2 separate regions of the Homo sapiens genome follow, and region 2 is linked to region 1. A link is an interaction called in ENCODE POLR2A ChIA-PET data of the cell type or tissue named here. Cell type or tissue: PC-3. All regions are shown on one strand.

What was found. ChIA-PET counts read pairs that join two places held together with the same protein. Peaks named below come from ENCODE experiments on the same cell type or tissue, not always from the same donor. Only the 100,000 strongest peaks of a DNase experiment are listed, where the experiment ranks them.
Region 2: POLR2A ChIA-PET joins it to region 1 with 5 read pairs; 5 of 35 experiments call an interaction of 5 or more read pairs at or near these places.

The regions. Positions count from the first base shown.
Region 1 is chr1:68,275,102-68,279,101 of GRCh38, forward strand. No RefSeq gene overlaps it. Among named protein-coding and RNA genes, the nearest start is that of WLS, 45 kb to the left of the region's middle. RefSeq lists enhancers at 1,240-1,867, 2,949-3,533. In PC-3, no CTCF peak of the experiment used is centred here; no DNase peak of the experiment used is centred here.
Region 2 is chr1:68,134,187-68,138,186 of GRCh38, forward strand. WLS (Wnt ligand secretion mediator) reads right to left here. Exons shown (of 12, transcript NM_024911.7): 11 at 3,594-3,747. All of the region lies in intron 8 of GNG12-AS1 (GNG12, DIRAS3 and WLS antisense RNA 1), which reads left to right. Among named protein-coding and RNA genes, the nearest start is that of MIR1262, 47 kb to the right of the region's middle. In PC-3, no CTCF peak of the experiment used is centred here; a DNase peak (open chromatin) is centred at 2,205.

The DNA.
Region 1 (4,000 bases):
AAACCCCGATTCTACTAAAGAAATACAAAGATTAGCTGGGCATGGTGGTGCACATCTGTATTTCCAGCTACTCAGGAGGCTGAGGCAGAAGAATCACTTGAACCTGGGAGGTGGAGGCTACAGTGAGCCAAGATCGCACCAATGCACTCCAGCCTGGGCGACAGAGTGAGATTCCATCTTAAACAACAACAACAACAATGACAAAAAAAAAAAAAATTGACAATTTTCAGAAATAGAAATATAGAGTAGCTAGAAATAGAATATATGGTTGGGGCGGCAGCTCACTCCTGTAATTCCAGCATCTGGGGACGCTAAGGTGATCCCAGCCTCAAGGAATCCCTTGAGTCCAGGGGTTCGAGGTTATAGTGAGATATAATCACACCACTGCACTCTAGTTGGTGACAGAGCAAGACCCTGTCTCTTATGAACAACAACAAAAAATACAGAATATAGAAAAGAACAGACGTAGTATATATTTCCATAACATGAAGGGTTCATTCATGTTAGTATTTTGTCATATGTATGCTCTATCTTTATTGTATAAAATTTAAAATTATGCAAGTTATATATATATATATTTACACACACACACACACACACACACACACTCCCTTTGTTCCTTCTATACTCCCAGTCCTACCATAATGAAGCACAGTTTTTGAAAGTGCCGACTGACTGCCTGGTATGATTTACTGAGTGATGTTCTTTCTGAACGGGTAGACTGAGGGACCAGCCATCTCCAGATTCATAACTCTCTACCCAAACAAGGTAAATGTTTCATTCAGATGAAGGCCAAACTGACATTTTCTCCATTAATTGGAACAACATTTCTTATGCACCTATTATATGCCAGACATTTTTGAACTGGGAGCAAAACTGTAGCTCCAGGCCTAGACATTAGTTTTTCAAAATGAAAATCCAGGTAGCTGGAGTGAGTTAAGTCAGTCTTCATACTTGAGGTGACGTTCCAGATATGTCTCACAAATGCTAATGGATAACTCACTTCTATTAAAAACAAATCCTAAAAGCGAGGTGTGATGACATGCACCTGTAGTTCCAGCTACTCAGGAGGCTGATGTGGGAGGATCACTTGAGCCCAGGAGTTCCATGTCAGCTTGGATGACATAACAAAAGCCTGTTTCTAATAAAATAAAATAAACCCCAAATCTCATGGTGGCATTGGAATTATTTGCAGACAACTCAGTCCTTTTGGCTTTCAAAGTAGGTCTCAGCAAAGGAAGACGCAAGCTACTGGTTTAGGATTAAACCTGGGGAATCAGACTGGTCTGGACACTTGGTTTGCCAAGAGGCCTGGTAGTGGAGAATTCTGTGACTGGCAAATGCCTAGGAGGCAAAGGAGTGAAAGTCTTGAGTTCTGAGAGAGACAACCTTTGGGTTCCTTAGGCACTAGGCAGTGGCCCAAGGCACTGGGATCTTATGTAAATGGCAGAGCGCCCCAGGAGCTTCAGGTATGCTTATCTGCTCATCTAATGGAGCCAAGGAGACAATCTGTTTAGATAACAGGTTGCAAGAGATAATGGACTCTGCTGGGAATGGCATGTTCCCTCCTGGGGGGTAACCCTTAGATCTTGGAATTTGGCTGAGAGAAGGAGGCAATGCATGGTGCTCCTGCAGAGGTCTGAAAAACAGCTGTGGAGTGCCTCACATGGTTTTCATCATGGCCTGAAAGTGTTCTCTCTCTCCATTGCCCGCCCCACCCCCCAACCCATTTACTCTAAAAGTAAAAATAAATATGTTAAATATTTTGGAACCACCCACTAAATAGTAATTATAGATGGTAGTAACTAATTACACTATTATCTATCACTTTTTAAGTGCTTCTGGATGGCCAGACCCAGTGTCAGGCTGCTCTCATGACCCTGAGAATCCAGAGGAGGGGTCTCCATGTGACACATAAGACTTGCACAGGTAGAGAACTTCATTCTTTCATTCACTTGCCCACTATTCGGGAAATGTTTATTGAGCCTTTTCTATATTCTAAGAAACTGTGCTGGTGCCTCAAAGAGTTCATAATTTCCCACAACAAACAAGGGGAAGTGATATAACTAAAAGTTACTTTGATTTTATTTTATTGAAATTGGTGGAGAAGGATGGCCTCTATACCAGAGAGGAAATGCTGCGGCACTGGGTTTTTAGCACAAGTCAAAAGAAAAAAATCTCCTTAAACAAACTCTGGGGTGGAAGGAGGTGGGATGGGGAATATATGGAGCTAAATGTATTTTTGGAACCTGCAAAGAAGAAAAAAAACAAAACCAAAAAGCCCAACTTAGTACTTCTTTTTCCAGGGTTCTTTCCTTGGTCTGTTTCCTAGCATCTTGTGCTAGCCTCTATCTTAGAACAGTATTTGTAAAATACTTACTTGTCTGTTTCCAACAAACTGCAAACAGATTATAGTCAGACTCCTTGCAGGTAGAGGATATTTTATTTAACTTTTTTTCTCTAGTACCTGAAGCATTTTAAAAAGCTCTTTTAATTTGAATGAAATGAAAAGATGACTGACTGAATGAATAAATGGATGGATGAATAGATGGTTGGAAATCTCTTTTAATTTAAATAAAATGAACGGATGACTGACTGAATGAATACATGAGTGGAAGCATGGATAGATGGATGGATGAATGGATGGATGGATGGATGGATGGATGTATGGATGGATGGATAGATGGATGGATTTCTCTTAGGTGATTCTCCTGTACACATAAGCAGAGACATACAGATTCACACGGAGAACAAAATCACACAGATTTATATATATTCCCAGAGAAACACACATATAAAGACATTGTTCTCATTACCAAAGCCCTCCTTTCTCTTGGCCTAGCCATCTTATGTGGCCACTTCACCCATCCCCATTCATCTTCTAAGCTCAATTCTATCAGCTAAGCCCCCTCCACCACCACCACCACCACCATTCTAACCTCCCTCTCTCAGCTGACACAGGTAACAGTGAGCTGACAAGTTGATCTAACAGTATGCCTAGAACACCAGGGGAGCTTCCAGAAGTCCTGGCTTTTTGGCTCTCTACGGCTCTGGAAGGGATTTGTCCCACCTATGTTGTTCTTATTTGGGGCAATTTTAACCTGGGCAGGAGAAAGGGAGGCAGGCTCCTGGAAGTGATATTCAGATAGGATGAAGATGTGAAGACCACTGAGTTTCCTCAAAGTACAGACCCCTGTTAGGTGTGAAGGAAGCAGAGAGGAACTAACTTTATGGAGTGTCTTTGATGTCCCAAACATTCTGCTAGATGTTTAAGTGAGATGGCTCATCTAATCACCATGAAAATGAAAGTTTCCACAGAGGTGCTATTATTCTCATTTTGCAAATGAGGAAGCTGAGGCTGAGAATGAAAAGGGACTTGGCCAAAGCTAATAGCTAAGAAGTGACTGCCACCGGCTTAGGAACTATTCAGATTCCTGATGCTGAGGCCAACAGACATATTTCATTTCTTCCTTCCAGGCCATATTCTTTCACTGAATATTTACCAAGTGTCTATTAGATATACAAAGTACTGGAAGCCCAAACGTGGGATAGAACCAGTCTTTGTCTTTAAAACATGTATATTAGGCTAGGCACGGTGGCTCACGCCTGTAATCTTAGCACTTTGAGAGGCCAAAGAGGGAAGATCATTTGAGGTCAGGAGTTCAAGACCAGCCTGGCCAACGTGGTGAAACCCTGTCTCTACTAAAAATACAAAAATTAGCCAGGCATGGTGGTGGGTGCCGGTAATCCCAGCTACTCAGAGGCTGAGGCAGGAGAATTGCTTGAGCTCAGGAGGCAGAGGTTGCAGTGAGCCAAGATTTTACCACTGCACTCCAGCCTGAGCGACAGAATGAGACTCTGTCTCAAAAAAAAAAAAAAAGAAAGAAAAAAGTAGGCCGGGAGCGGTGGCTCACATCTGTAATCCCAGCACTTTGGGAGGCCGAGGTGGGTGGATCACAAGGTCAGGAGATCGAGACCATCCTGGCCAACATGGTGAAAC
Region 2 (4,000 bases), 140 kb before region 1:
TCTTTCCAAGGAACTTCGAAATCTTGGCAAATGCTCCGTAATTCCTAGGATACATCGTGTGATCTGGTGGCAGATGAAGAGATGAAAAGTGAAACAAAATAGAGAAGAAAAATAAGCAGAATGCCCAACATGGAAGAGACCCCTTCCAAATGCACAAGGTCACAGCACCATGCAGGAAAGGGAAGGGCCCACAAGCTGCCAGGGGTTCCCGGGGGTGCTGGGAAATCACAGATCATGTTACCAAAGGAGAACTGCTAAATCTTATGACTTTTGTGTTTAGGATCAGCATATGGTCCCCAAATAGTTTGCCCACTAAATTGCCTGAAGAATGTTTTTTCACAGAGGGTCTACTTGGCATTTCACAGGCAGGACATTTCTTTATGACATGAGCCTTGTTTTGCCTATTGAACAACATTTAGTAGCACCCCTAGAATCTGGACACTAAATGCCAAAGGCATGTCCCAGTTATAGTCACAAACCAAAACAACTGTGAACATTTAAAAACACCCACTTAGCAGAGGATTCAGGGGATATGACCTCTTGTTGAGAATTATTTGCAAGTTTTCCATGAAATTACAGATCAAGCTGTCTTTGATGAAAAACTCTGTTGAGGAAGAGTGAAGTGCTTTTCTCAATTGCAACATTTCAAGCCTAGGAGACTGGCTACTGTGTAGGGTGGGAAGTCCTGATGGGAGCTGCCTAATATATGGCTCAAATCTCAAGAATCTGTCCAACATGGTGGTCTGTAGTCATCCTGCCTCTGCAGGGTTGGCCACAGCTCTGGGCTCCCACTTGCTGAACAGTGTTAAAGTTGGACACGTTCTCACCAGTGTTTGGAAATCCCTTACCTATGACAGATATCACTCTCTGGGCTGCCACTTAGTGGCAAGAAGTGTTCTTCTGCCCCTTCCCTGCTAATAGGAAGAAAGACAACCATGGACTTTCTTTTCTTTTCTTTTCTTTTCTTTTGAGACAGGGCCTCCTCTATCTATCACCCAGGTTAGAGTACAGTGGTACAATCATGGCTTACTGCAGCCTCAAACTCCTTGGGCTCAAGGGATCCTTCTGCCTCAGCCTCCTGAATATCTGGGACTACAGGTGCACACCACCATGCCTGGCTTTTTTTTTTTTTTTTTTTTTTTTTGTAGAGATGGGGTTTCACTATGTTGCCTAGGCTGGTCTCAAACTTCTGGGCTCAAGCAATCCTCCAGCCTTGGCCTCCCAAAGTGCTAGGACTATAGGTGTGAGCCATTGCACCCAGGCTAACCACAGAAATTCGTAGTTCAAAAGGACTTTTAGGAGATCACTTACATTTGGGAGCAGTGGTGCACAGAGGGTTAAGTGTTTTGCCAACAGTCACACAGTAAAAACAACCAAAAGAATTTATGTACATAAAGTGCTGTAGCACACAGTCAGTACTTGATAATTATTTCCCACCGGTATTATCATTCCATCATCCAGGAAGTCCAGCCATTGCTTTAAGTGGTATTTCTCTGGAAGGTAGAAACTCTACCTACTCACATCAAGGACAAGGCCACATGGTTTCCTTCAGTGTCCCCCACAGGATGACCATGGAATGAAATCAAGATTCTTGTCCACAAGCCCAGCAGTGCTTGCTGCTCGTGTTGTGGAAGCCCACTGCTTGACAGGCTGAATGCTCCCATTTTCCACATGTACAGTAAAAACACCGAGTGGTGTTTTTACTAGAAATGGAAAGGAAGAAGGCTGCCTAGCTCACAAGCCTTCTAGCAAAACAGTCAGTCAAACCAAAGTTGGGCAGGGGGTAGGTAAGTAAATATTCTGTATTCTCACCTCAGACCAGAGATGGGCTTGAAACTGATTGTAACATGTCTACTCCAAAGAGGTCAAGGGGTGAGGGAAACTCATGTCCAGCATGCTCTCGCATGGACATGGCAAATACAGGATGAAGACAGACAGTGGCTGAGACCACTCCACGTCCCTTGACCCCCAGCACAGATGCCTTCCTCTCCTGCTCCACTTCATCTCATCTCTCAAGTAACTACCCCCCTCCCTTCTCCCCACAAGATCACTGAAGGCTAATCTAGAACTCTTACTTCTAAGCATTAATTCACTCAATATTTTAAAAGTATCCTAAAGAACTGGTCCTTGCCCTGAAGGAGTCGATGATCCAGCAGGAGCATAAAGGCACAGATGACTCATCTTCCACCTCTACACAATAAATGTCATGTGGAAAGTAGACTCATGATCCCCTAGGCATATTCCTTAGGACAACAGTTTCAAGAGATACACTGCCTAAAGAAAGGGTGCCAGGGCCAAATGATCTAATAATTCTGGAAAATGCTGTTACCACCCCCCGCTTTGTAAAGACTGACAGTACAAATTAATGTACTAAAGGCATTAACATGTATTGCAGTGAAAAGCCTTATTAGTGCTGATCAACTCAATCATTCTCAAGCATGTTTGACTACCTAAATTTATCAACATTTCATGGAGACAATATTCCATTGAATGTCATTTGCTGGATTCTAATTGGGGTGATTGGGAATAGGTGTTAAAGAAGATGCTGCATTTTGACTGGGCCCAAAAGATGAGTAGAGTTTCATTAGTCCCAGATGGAGGCAGAATGTGCAATCCACTCATGCAACACACACTCACTGAGTACTTCCTAAAGGTGAGGCCAACCCTTGGCTCTGGGGGGCTGCTACCCTGGTTTCCACTGCAAGGCAGAGTGAAAGGCACTAGAGCACTGATTTGAGAAAGGGCTTCCTATGTTTGGGGAATAGCAAATGCATGGCTAGAGTAAAGCAGGTGTAAAAAGAGACAGAATGAGGAATAAGGCTGAACCAAACAGAAAAAGCATCTATTAGATCAGTTGTTTATCAGGCCACCTGTTACCTGTTAACAGCACTGGCCTAGACAGTGTTAATCATTTCTGTCTGCTGTGGCTAGTGAAGAAACCCTGAGCAAGATCTTCCCTTCTCTAGGCCTCAGTTTCTTTATCTATAAAATGACTGGATTCTCTAAGGCTACTTGCAGCATCCATGTCTCAGTGTTCTGTGATTATAAGATATAAAAAGGCAGCAGCACATACCAGCACTAAAGGACAGGAAGAACTGGGGACAGGAGAATAGCTATTGGTTTAGACATACATCGAAAAATCACCTTGAAGAAAAATGAGCAGAAGAAAAATGAAGCCTATTCCATCTTCAGCTCTCAGGGCCCAGACTCCCTCCACCTGATATCTTAGGATTCTGCTTCTCAAATGGGAAGAATAAACATGGCATAGTTTCCAACAGTCAATTGTGCTCAAAAATGTAAAGAAGAAAATTTGACTCTTGTTCTAAAATCAAGACATATTTTAGACTTAGCATGCAATATTCTCAATGTATTTTAGAGATTTAAAAATGAGGACTTAAAGAAAGATCTGGCTTGTGTGGGCTTTTTGTCTTATGGGTGAGTCCCCTGGGTGCTCATTCACCGTCTCCCAGTGTGAGGAGTATACTTGGAGGGAAAGTTTCACTGGGCATCTCAGAGCTTTAGCCATTTAAATCTTGTAAAGACAGAAGCCTATTTATCCTGACTTAAGCTGTTCTAAAGAGACAGAAACTCACCATTGGACTGGTCTTCTCCATAGTTTTTATGGGATGGTGCATACAAGAACATCAGAGCAAAGACATACAGATTCCACATCCCATAGATGCCTGTGAAAAAGGCACTGTTCACTTGGACTGTGACGCCGCCCCATTTCCAATGGCCTTCCGTTACCTGCGGAGAAAGGATGGTGATATTCAATTGAAACAGAGAAGAAACAGAAGAAACATAACACCAATAAAGGAACCAACCAACATGAAAACCAAGTCTCTTCTACATGTGGGAAACATGAAGGGCCATGTAAGACTCCATCTTTTAATCTGAATCATTTCGGTGTAAATTAAGGTCAACTGAAGGTTCTCTAGCTTTCTGTCAGGCACAGTCAGTGGTCCTTACCTTGCCCACAGATTAGTATCACCTGGGGAGT